Linked DNA regions of Homo sapiens: region 2 is linked to region 1. A link is an interaction called in ENCODE POLR2A ChIA-PET data of the cell type or tissue named here. Cell type or tissue: Panc1. All regions are shown on one strand. Links, peaks and the distances in the headings refer to the core of each region. The heading gives the core; the rest is flanking DNA.

Region 1 (5,489 bases), core at 489-4,488:
AAAAAAAAAGTTCCAACTCCACTGGCTTAACTTCCACCCCCAGGAAGCAACTGAGTTATTTTGTGCACATTTTCATCATAGCTTAGTTGTTTAGAGTGTAAGATCTGAAGTTAGGCATCTCCAGGTAGAATCCCAGCTCTCCATCTTACTCTAAGACTTTGTAAGTGCCAGAGTTTCCTATATTTAGAAAGAGTTAAAAGAGATCTCATGTGTATGCCAGACAAAGAGGAAGTGTTCATTACATCGAAGCTATTATTATTATTGCCATTTCTGCACAGCGGTACACAAATTCTGAGGCTCATTATTAAGGAAAATCTTTGGTAAAAACTGTAGAGGCTGAGGGTGGATTTTGGAAGAGTGGGAGGGGGTGGGGTGAGGCTCTTGAATGATGAGCAGAGAGGACCGCACAGTGGAGGCGGGGGTGGGGAGACTGAAATGTCATGGGTGACAGCTAAGCATATTTGGGGGCAGAATGACTCAGCATCTGTAGCCCTGCTGTGGAACCAACTCTTTTTCCTTTTCTTTGGAGAATTTGCCCTGTAAGCTGGGGGAGGGGTGAGGAGGCATAACCAGTGAGAAGGGTTGAATGGCATAAAGTTAATACTAACATTGGTCCAGAGGAACAGGGCAGAGTTCCCTGGAGGAAGGGAACCTAGTCAGGAGATCGGGGCAGGCCCAATAGGCAGTCAAGAGTGCAAGCTCACAGGGTGCAGTGGCTCACGCCTGTAATCCCAGCACTTTGGGAGGCCGAGGCGGGCGGATCACCTGAGGTCAGGAGTTCGAGACCAGCCTGGCCAACGTGGTGAAACCCTGTCTCTACTAAAAATACAAAAATTAGCCGGGCATGGTGGTGGGCGCCTGTAATCTCAGCTACCCAGGAGGCTGAGGCAGGAGAATAGCTTGAACCCAGGAGGCGGAGGTTTCAGTGAGCAGAGATCACAGCGTTACACTCCAGCCTGGGCGACAGAGCGAGACTCTGTCTCAAAAAAAAAAAAATAAATAAATAAAAAAATAAAAAAGAGGCTGGACACGGTGGCTCATATCTGTAATCCTAGCACTTTAGCAGGCTGAGGCAGGCAGATTGCCTGAGCTCAGGAGTTGAAGACCAACCTGGGCAACATGGTGAAACCCCCGTCTCTACTAAAGTACAAAAAAATTATCCAGGTTTGGCGGCAGGCGCCTGTAGTCCCAGCTACTTGGGAAGCTGAGGCAGGAGAATCGCTTGAACCCAGGAGGCAGAAGTTGCAGTGAGCCGAGATCGCGCCACTACACTCCAGCCTGGGTGACAGAGTGAGACTCTGTCTCAAAAACGAAAAGAGTGGAAGCTGTGGGGGCCAAGGGTTTCTGTGAAGGGATAGGCTTGGGAAATAATCATTGCAGCACTCACAGAGGGGTCGGACCCTTTCCAAGTACTTCACATGGATTAGCTCGTTGAATCTTCACAGGACCTATGAGATATTATACCAATTTTTCAGGTGAAGAAATAGAGACATAAGAGACATCAAGAGTTTAAATAACTTGCCCAAGATCACATGGCTAGAAAGTGGCAGAGCCAGGATTTGAATTCAGGAAGTCTGGCTGCAGGCCCACACCCTTAGAGAAACTGTCAGGGCTGGGTGTGGTAGTTCATGCCTGTAATCCTAGCACTTTGAGAGACTGAGGTTGGCAGATCACTTGAGCTCAAGAGTTCTAAACCAGCCTGGGCAACATGGTGAAACCTCATCTCTACAAAAATTAGCTAGGCGTGGTGGCATGTATCTGTAGTCCCAGCTACTCAGGAGGCGTAGGTGGGAGGATCGCTTGAGCCTGGGAGGCCGAGGTTGCAGTGAGCTGAAATTGCACCACTGCACTCCAGCCTGGGTGTCAGAGCAAGACCCTACCTCAAAAAAAAAAAAAAAAAAAAAAAAAAGTATGTCAGAGACACCCCTACTGAGCTCGGGGGTGGTCGTGGTGGGGGAGGGTGGAGCTGGGGGGGTTGTGGGATTTGTGTCCTGCTTGAAGGGCTGCCAGTGCAATGTCCAGGCATCGTTGGAACATGCCTGGAGGGTTCAGCTTAACAGAGTCTGCTGAGAACCACTGGCCAAGTGCCAGATACTCTGCTGGGGCCCATCCTGGAGCACAAAGGTCATCAAGCCATGGCCCCTGCCTTCAAGATGCCTCCTGTCTAGTAAGGGAGACAAACATGTTAGCCTGGAATTTCAGTTTCTGTGGCAAGTGCTGCGATAAGACAAAGCACTGAGGAAGGGGGCACTTTGCCAGCCAGAAGAGGAGTTGGGGCAGGGAAGGCTTCCTGGAGGAGGGGCCGCTTGAGCTGAGTGAGGACAAGATAAAGTGGCTGCTGCCTCCTGGGCTTTTGATCTGGCATGGGAGCACATTGTTCTCCCCCTTGGTGAACTCTGAGTAGAGCTAAGTAGCGGTGTGGGTTTCAGAGAAGGGTCAGGTTTTCTGGATTCTGTAGCACCCTTGCCAGGGTGAGGCAGGAACTGGGCAGTGTGGTCAGCTTTCCTGATGCCTTTGTGGTTTTTAACAGCTGAGAAACACTGCCACCTCTTGTAATGCCTGCAGTGAACATGGTGAAGAAGACATAAAAGTCCCTTAAGAGTCATTGCTCAGAACACAGTGATTCACTCTTGTCTCTCTGCACTTAGAACCAGAGGCAAATGAATTTAAACTACAGAGGGAGGATTCAAGTAAGGTATGAGGAAGACATTCCAGATAGGATGTGAGATGTAAGAAAAGTGACTCATAGGCACAGAGGGGAATGGCCTCCCCTGAAGGTCTTCAGAAATGGGAACAAGTTTCATTTGTCTTTGTGGTTTAAGAGGTTTCATCTGGAGACAGGAAGATGAAGTAGAGGCCCCTAGAGGTCCATGTCAGCTCGGTGATCGGAGGATAAAAGGAGCTGGAATTTTTGAGCTAGAAGATTACTTAAATTTGGCCTAACCCCTCCTTTGACTGTTGGAGTGATTGAAGAATGCCCGATAACACTGAGCAGCTCATCCATGAATGAGTGAGCCAAGGCACAAACAGAGTCTGCCCAACAGCTCTGGGCCAGGTGACCCTGGCCCGCAATGTTCCTGGTCAGCATCACCCGGGGGTGCTCACTGGGAGGGACCTACAGCTCTCGGGGATGGAGTCCAAGCCGTGTGAGGAGAGCTCAGGAAACCTGGAAGTAGTGGAGCATTTGTCTTGGTATTGGAATACAGAAAGCATCAGCCCCCATACACACAGTGTTTCTGAGAATGGCACTCTCAGTTGGAGCTAGTGGGTTATCTCCTAGATGCACCTAGAAGAGTTTTAGGCATATATATGAGGCCCTCAGTAAACTTTGTTGGATGAATGAGTAAATAACAGATAATCCAAGACTTAATTTCTCTTTGACCATACCCTTGTTAGGCCAGTGCACTTAACCCTTCTTATTCTGTTTTGCTTAAGCTGACAGTAGGCTTTTTTTCATAATACTGCCTAGCCACAAAGAAAGCTGCCCACAAGTATGCTGGGGGCAAGGGTAAGAAGAGAAAACACAGTTTAGGATCCTTCTCAACATTTATACTTCTTTGAAGGATCATCAAGGCCTGACATTATGTTCAGTCATAATGGCTTTTGCTTTTTTTCTTTTGTATTGTTCCAAGCACAAAAGTGTTTTTATTTTTTATTATTTATTTATTTATGAGACAGGGTCTTGCTCTTTCACCCAGGCTGGAGTGCAGTGTGGTGTGATCTCAGCTCACTGCAACCTCTGCCTCCCAGTTTCAAATGATTCTTGTGTCTCAGCCTCCCGAGAAGCTGGGATTACAGACATACGCCATCACAAACAGCTAATTTTTTTGTGTTTTTAGTAAAGATGGAGTTTCACCATGTTGGCCTGGCTGGTCTCGAACTCCTGAGCTCAAGAGATCCACTCGCCTTAGCCTCCCAAAGTACTGGGATTACAGGTGTGAGCCACCGTGCCTGGCTCGAGCACAAAAGTAAAACGCTTCGTTTTTCAAATTTACGAAAAACATGTAGTATAACAGTCTCAGCCACATTACAGCAAGATGGTTACAGGGATCTCAGAAGAGAACAAAGCTTGCTCTTGGAAGATAATCTGATTAAGAGTGAACCAAATATGAACGGATGCTGGACAATGAGTTTAAAAATAATACCGGGTGGTGAACTTTAGCTCACGGGGTGAACTGAAATAGACTTGTGCAAATAAGAGAGAAGTAGCAGCAGCAAACACGACGGCAAGAACTTTTGCTTCCTCCTCTAATCCCATGATTCCCTATTCATTAAGAAAGTATTTGATGTTAGGAGGGCACTGCAAAGCTTTTTTTTTTTTTTTTTCTCCTGGTGACCAGCAAGCTGGATTTGGAGCTCTGTTAAGGGGAAGCCTCTCTGTGGTCATGTAGGGTGATCAGGCTCCTGAAATGATTTCACTTTGCTCTGGTCTGAGATTAGTTTCGGTTTCAGGCTGTACCCACAGCTGGGAGAGAGCTAGTGAGCTCCAGGGAGGGTCAGCTGGGGGAGTTTCACCATTGGCTGTGTCAGCCAATGGCAAGGTGTGTGAACAGGGAACTCCTGTGTTGAGCAGAGAGAGGAAGAAGATGCGTCCGAGATGGAGTTGGGGAAGGCAGCACTTGCGTGTTTGTGTGTCCAGAGACCGGGCTGGTGATGATGAGCAGGAGGGAGCGTATGAAGATATCAGATGTGCAAAGGACAAAACCCCCACCCAATTACAGGACCACTGAGCCTCGAGCTAGGGAAGTCTTAAAACAGATTGCCTGGGCCGGGTGGATTTTCCCTGAGCAGGTGTACACCTGAAAGGAAAGCAAGTGTGAGCATGCCACAGAGTCAACATACATCTTGTACTGGCATTCTTAAGATCAGCCTCTACGGTGCAGCATTTTCTTGCATATGAGTTTCCTTTAAAAAAAAAAAAGTCAAATTAAAGTTTGAGAACTGATAGTTGCGAACTTGCAGACCTTTGCATGTTGGTGGATCCTTTGAGAACTTCAAGCTGTCATTTTTCCTGAGACGGCTTGAGGCCAGTCTGGTTGGTTCACAGGACATCATTACCCTAGAAAATCAGCAGTTTTCCTCCCCTGACTGGTTCTGGGTGAGGCATACACAGATGTTTCCTTCCCTCAGCAGTACTAGAGCATCATTACATTTTATTTCTCAAAGTTATAAATTCATTTTATTTTGAAAAGAGAGAATCACTGAATTTTACAGCTGGAAAGGATTCTGAAGACTGCTTGCTTGGTTGGCTCCTGGAGGAATCTGAGGTTGTGGGTCGTTAAGTGCTTTGAAAAGACCAATGGTATGTAATTAAGAATACTGAATCAGAATGCCTGTGCTTCATCCCAGCCTCTGCTAGTTGCTGCTGTGTTCTTGGGGCAAGTTACTCAATCTCTCTGAGTCTTAGTTTCCTGATCCATACAGTGGGAGTAATAATATTACCAAATGGTTTTTTGGTGTTTTTTTTTTATTTTTTATTTTTGAGGTGG
Region 2 (5,489 bases), core at 837-4,836, 930 kb after region 1:
TAATCAAGAAATAACCATTAAAAAGGGCAACTAGTAGCCCTTGGGGCTGCTCTGTGCCCCCAGTTTTTTTTCTTTTCTTTTTTTTTTGGAGACAGAGTGAGTGCCATGTCGCCTCATTGCAACCTCCACCTCCTAGGGCTTAAGCAATCCTCCCACCTCAGCATCACAAGTAGCTGGGGTTATAGGCATGTGCCACCATGCCTGGCTAAATTTTTTTTTTTTTAATTTTAGTAGAGATGGGGTTTTGCCATGTTGGCCAGGCTGGTCTCAAACTCCTAGGCTCAAGCAGTCTGCCCACCACAGCCTCCCAAAGTGCTGGGATTACAGGCATGAGCCACTGCACCTGGCCTCACCCTAAATTATTTCTTGCAGGAGATTCAAGAGCCCTCTCTTGGGGTATAGATGGGGATCCCTTTCCAGTAACAGTGCCACCCAGTTTTAAACAGCCAAATCTTATGAAAAGTCACTCACTATGGTGAGGACAGCAACAAGGGGTTGGTACTAAACCATTTGTGAGAACTCAGCCCCCATGAGCCCATCATCTCCCACCAGACCCCATCTCTAATACCAGAGATTACAATTCAACATGAGATTTGGGCAGGGACACGTATCCAAACTATATCACACTTCATTTACTAGATTACCAGATTGTTATAAAAGGATACAACTCAGAAACACCCAAATGAAAGAGATGTATGGGGCAAGGTGTATGGGAAGGGGTGTGGAGCTTCCATGCCCTCTCCAGGCATGCTACTCTCTCGGCACCTCCACATCCTCACCCATCTGGATCTGGTCCTTTTGGGTTTTTGTGGAGGCTTCATTATGTAGACATGACTGATTAAATCGTTGGCCATTGAAATGAACCTAATCTCCAGCTTCATCTCCCCTCCCCTAGAGATGGGGGTGGGGTGTGGGGCTGAAAGTTGTAATCCTCTAATCACTTGGTTGGCTTCTTGGCAACCAGTCCCCCACCCAGAGGGGGTTTCCAAAAGTCACCTAATTAACATATACTTTAGTGTGGTTGAAAGGGGCTTGTTAGGAAAATCAAGATGCTTTTTTCACTTTTACCACTTAGAAAATTCTCAGGGTTGTAGGAGCTCTGTATCAGAAATGGGGTTGAAGTTCAAGTATATATTTCTCATTATAAATCACAGTATCACACAAGGTGATCCAGAATACATTCTAATAAGGGCATTGCTGACTTTCCCCGCTTGCTTTGTCAATAGCTTCAGGATTTGCATTGTGCTATGGTTTGAATGTAGCCCCAAAAAGCATGTGTTAGAAATGTAATCTCCCAATGCAACAGTGTTGGGAGGTGGGACCTAATCAGAGGCGATTAGGCCATAAGGAATCTGCCCTCACGAATGGATTAATGCAGGAGGGGGCTCCACATAACAGGATGAGTTCAGTCACTTTATTGCATTCTTTCTCTCTCTCAATGTCTCTTCTTCTGTCACAGGCTGACACAGCAAGAAAGCCCTCACTGGATGCTGATCACTTAGTCTTGGACTTCTCAGCCTCTAGAACCATGAGCCAATAAATCTCTGTTGATTATAAATAAATATTGTAAATATAAAGTCTCAGGTATTCTGTTACAGCAGGACAGACTAGGTGCTATTAAAACAACATGACTAAAAGAAGTTATTTTTCCTGCTTTAGTAAAACTATTTATCAAGACTCTAAAGAGGCCAGACACAGTGCCTCATGCCTGTAATCACAGCACTGTGGGAGGTGAGGTGGTTGGATCACTTGAGGTCAGGAGTTCGAGACCAGCCTGGCCAAACATGGTGAAATCCTGTCTCTACTAAAAATACAAAAATTAGCCAACCATGTTGGCATAAACCTGTAATCCCCACTACTTGAGAGGCTGAGGCAGGAGAATCCTTGAACCCAGGAGGCAGAGGTTGCAGTGAGCCAAGATTGCACCACTGCACTCCAGCCTGGGTGACAGAGAAAGATTCCGTTTAAAAAAAAAAAAGATAATGGAAAAAAAACTGTAACCCAAGATTTTCAAGTTGGCCAACGCTAATGTCTAATGGACATAACTCTTTAGATGATACAAGGAATATGCTGCATCTGGCAAGAGTTCATCTAATGTCTCAGAGTGATGCAAGAGACAGGTGAACCATTATTTATTAAGACAAGCTCATCAATGTCTGGGGTGGATTGCATGGTGAAAGGGATATCTCATATCACTTAAGTCCCAAAGGAAACTTGATGGAAACCATTAACCGGAAATGCATTTCTCAATTTCTTAGTCAAGCTCCAGGTTCTCTGTGTGATACTCCCAATTTAGTTCAGTTCGACAAATATTTACCCAGTGCTATGTGGCAGGCACTGGTCCAGGTGCTAGAGATGTAAAGCTGAGTAAGACACATTCTGTTCTTGGAACCAAACTGCCTAAGGCCAGCTCCTGGAATTCTTAAAGTGAAAGGCATGGCTCAAACATTATGGCATCAGGGAAGTAGTGGTATAGGTTTTGTGATCAGTGAGGATGCATGAAATAATGCTCTAGTGGGGGTGAGCTGAAGCTCAGCCCCATTACTACTCTGTCTCATTAGCCACTGAGAGATTTCACTCTCCTTATTCTTAAGGAGAAAGGTCCAAAGATCTCATCTTCTGAAGCTACTTCCTGCTGAAGCTACTTCCCGCCTAACCGTGCAGGGCATGGAGATCTCTTCCTGACTGCTCTAAAGACCTATAGAGACTAGGCACTGTTGAAACCTGGAAGACATAAATTTTAACCATCCATACTCCTATTGAATATAACAAATAATTATTTTAAAAAATTAAATAATACCCAGTGATAATAACATGCTTAAGCTCAGTTTGATCTTTTTTTTTTTTTTTTTTTTTTTTTTTTTTTTTTTTTTTTTTTTTTTTTGAGACAGAGTCTCGCTCTGTCGCTCAGGCTGGAGTGCAGCAGTGCGATCTTGGCTTACTGCAAGCTCTGCCTCCCAGTTTCACGCCATTCTCCTGCCTCAGCCTCCTGAGTAGCTGGGACTACAGGCGCCCACCACCACACCCGGCTAATTTTTTGTATTTTTAGTAGAGACGGGGTTTCACCATGTTAGCCAGGATCGTCTCGATCTCCTGACCTCGTGATCCGCCCGCCTCGGCCTCCCAAAGAGTTCGATAATTCTTATAAGAGATCAGATGCCGTTAATTTAGGTGAATAGTCCAGAGAGCCAGTCTCCTGTTGCCTGAAGTATAAAGCAAACAGACTTTTAATAAAAGGCACTTCCCAAAAATGGAATAAACAGGAGAAAAACAAATGTTAATAGTGGGCATAATCTATCCAGATGTTAGACTCAAAGTATCTTAGTTACAGAGGAGGAAGGCAGTGACAATCTGACGTGCTCTTATCACGTGTATCACAAGGAATAAGCTTCAGCTTGCAGGGCCTTCGGAAAAAGGTAGTAGCAATTCTATTGAGTTTGTAAACCAAAAAGTATCTGAGACAGGTCTCAATCAATTTAGAAGTTTATTTTGCCAAGGTTAAGGATATACCCAGAAGAGAGGTCTGTGTCTTTCTCCAAAGATGATTTTGAGGGCTTCGATATGTAAAGGAGAAAAGTGGACTGGAAGCGAAGAGGGAGGGTATGGTCACGTTACTGAATCACATGTTGCAAGAGAAAAGGAGCAGGTAGGGGAATAGTAAATTATGTATTTGTCTTGCCCTCAGTAAGACAGAACTTTGCATAAGATAAGGTGAACATAGAGTAGTGACCTGTGGAGATACTTAACCTTTTATCTGTAGCTGTCTGCTTAGAAACAAAAGGAAAGGCAGTTTCTTGCATGACTCAGTTTCAGCTTAACTTTGTCCCTTTGGTATAGTAAATTGGGGTCCCAAGTTTTTATTTTCTTTTCACAAGTTTAAGTTAGAAAAATGGAAGAAAAATTTCCAAACATTAGTTGGGAGACTTGCAGCCCAGAAAAGGTTTAAGATTCAGTCCATGTTGTAAAAATCATATTTAAAAAACTCAAAAATAACAGACAAGACTAGAACCTAATAGCAGGTGTATTATAATATTTTTTCTCCAGTCTTTCATTTTTAATCAAAGACAAGTCATGGTAGGACCAATGTGTTTGCAAAATAAGTTTTAGTCATATTATACTTGGCCTGATTATTTGCATAAAGTGCAGCAAGATAATTATTCTCTTTTTAAATTGGCTTTGCTAGAACTTCGTTCCGTAAGAATCTCAGATTAGATTGTTTAAAGCCTGGAGCCCAGCCATGGATTTATCTCTGCCTGCAAATGCCTATATGAAATGGGTGAATTCTCCTTTGGAGGTCCCAAGATAACTTGGAGCCCCCACACTCAGTCCTCAATGGAGCACTGCCTAGTGGAGCTGTGAGAAGAGAACCACCATCCTCCAGACCCTAGAATGGTAGATCCACCAAGAGCTTGCACCATGTGCCTGGAAAAGCCCAGGGCACTCAACGCCTACCGTGAAAGCAGCTGTGGGGGCTGGACCCTGCAGAGCCACAGGGATGGAGCTACCCAAGGCCTTAGGAGCCCACCCCTTGCATCAGCATCACCTGGATATGAGCCATGGAGTCAAAAGAGACTATTTCCTACCTAGATATTAAACATCAATGCTAAAATTTTTTTTATAATGCAAGGTAATTTTTGATGCCTCCAAGAGTCAAGATGATCAGGTAATGCAATGCAAAATGAGCAAAACCTTAGATTTTGAGAGGGATCTGTCCAGTTATAATTTTGGGGGTTATGTTAGGGAAATAGGAGCATAGCAGAGCCAGGGTGATGCCATTTTGAGTTCAGCTCATCTTGAGACTAACAAGGCGCATTCCATGCTTGTCACAACTCACAGTCATGAGATGTTTACAGTTCAGGAAACAGCTTGAAGATACCTGCAAAAGACACATTCTTACAATGATGGAAAGTCCAGATGTCCCAATATTCATAACGATACATGCTTTTAAGATTGCTATGCTTTGGGCCAGGCGCGGTGGCTCACACCTGTAATCCCTGCACTTTGGGAGGCTGAGGTGGGCGGATCACTAGGTCAGGATATTGAGACCATCTTGGCTAACATGGTGAAACCCCGTATCTACTAAAAAAAACCTCAAAATATTAGCCGGGCGTGGTGGCGGGCGCCTGTAGTCCCAGGTACTTGGGAGGCTGAGGCAGGAGAATGGTGTGAACCCGGGAGGCGGAGCTTGCAGTGAGCGGAGATCGCACCACTGCACTCCAGCCTGGGTGACAGAGCGAGACTCCGTCTCAAAAAAAAAAAAAAAAAAAAAAGATTGTTATGCTTTGGGTGGGCACAGTGGCTCACACCTGTAATCCCAGCACTTTGGGAGGCCAAGGCAGGTGGATCATTTGAGATCAGGAGTTCGAAACCAGCCTAGCCCACATGGTGAAACCCCATCTCTACCAAAAAATGCAAAAATTAGCCGGGCATTGTAAGGTCAGCTGAGAGAAAGGACGAGAGAGAGAGACCCAAGTTCAGGCAAGTAAGTT

The links. Peaks named below come from ENCODE experiments on the same cell type or tissue, not always from the same donor. Only the 100,000 strongest peaks of a DNase experiment are listed, where the experiment ranks them.
Region 2: POLR2A ChIA-PET joins it to region 1 with 10 read pairs; 1 of 35 experiments calls an interaction of 5 or more read pairs at or near these places.

Annotation. Positions count from the first base shown.
Region 1 is chr17:57,945,985-57,951,473 of GRCh38, reverse strand. All of the region lies in intron 1 of CUEDC1 (CUE domain containing 1), which reads left to right. Among named protein-coding and RNA genes, the nearest start is that of CUEDC1, 6.7 kb to the left of the region's middle. RefSeq lists silencers at 2,432-2,726, 4,317-4,416 and an enhancer at 4,372-4,666. In Panc1, for the core only: no CTCF peak of the experiment used is centred there; a DNase peak (open chromatin) is centred at 2,647; H3K4me3 peaks cover 1,606 bases; H3K27ac peaks cover 4,000 bases.
Region 2 is chr17:57,018,585-57,024,073 of GRCh38, reverse strand. No RefSeq gene overlaps it. Among named protein-coding and RNA genes, the nearest start is that of SCPEP1, 43 kb to the right of the region's middle. RefSeq lists an enhancer at 5,482-5,489. In Panc1, for the core only: no CTCF peak of the experiment used is centred there; a DNase peak (open chromatin) is centred at 2,352.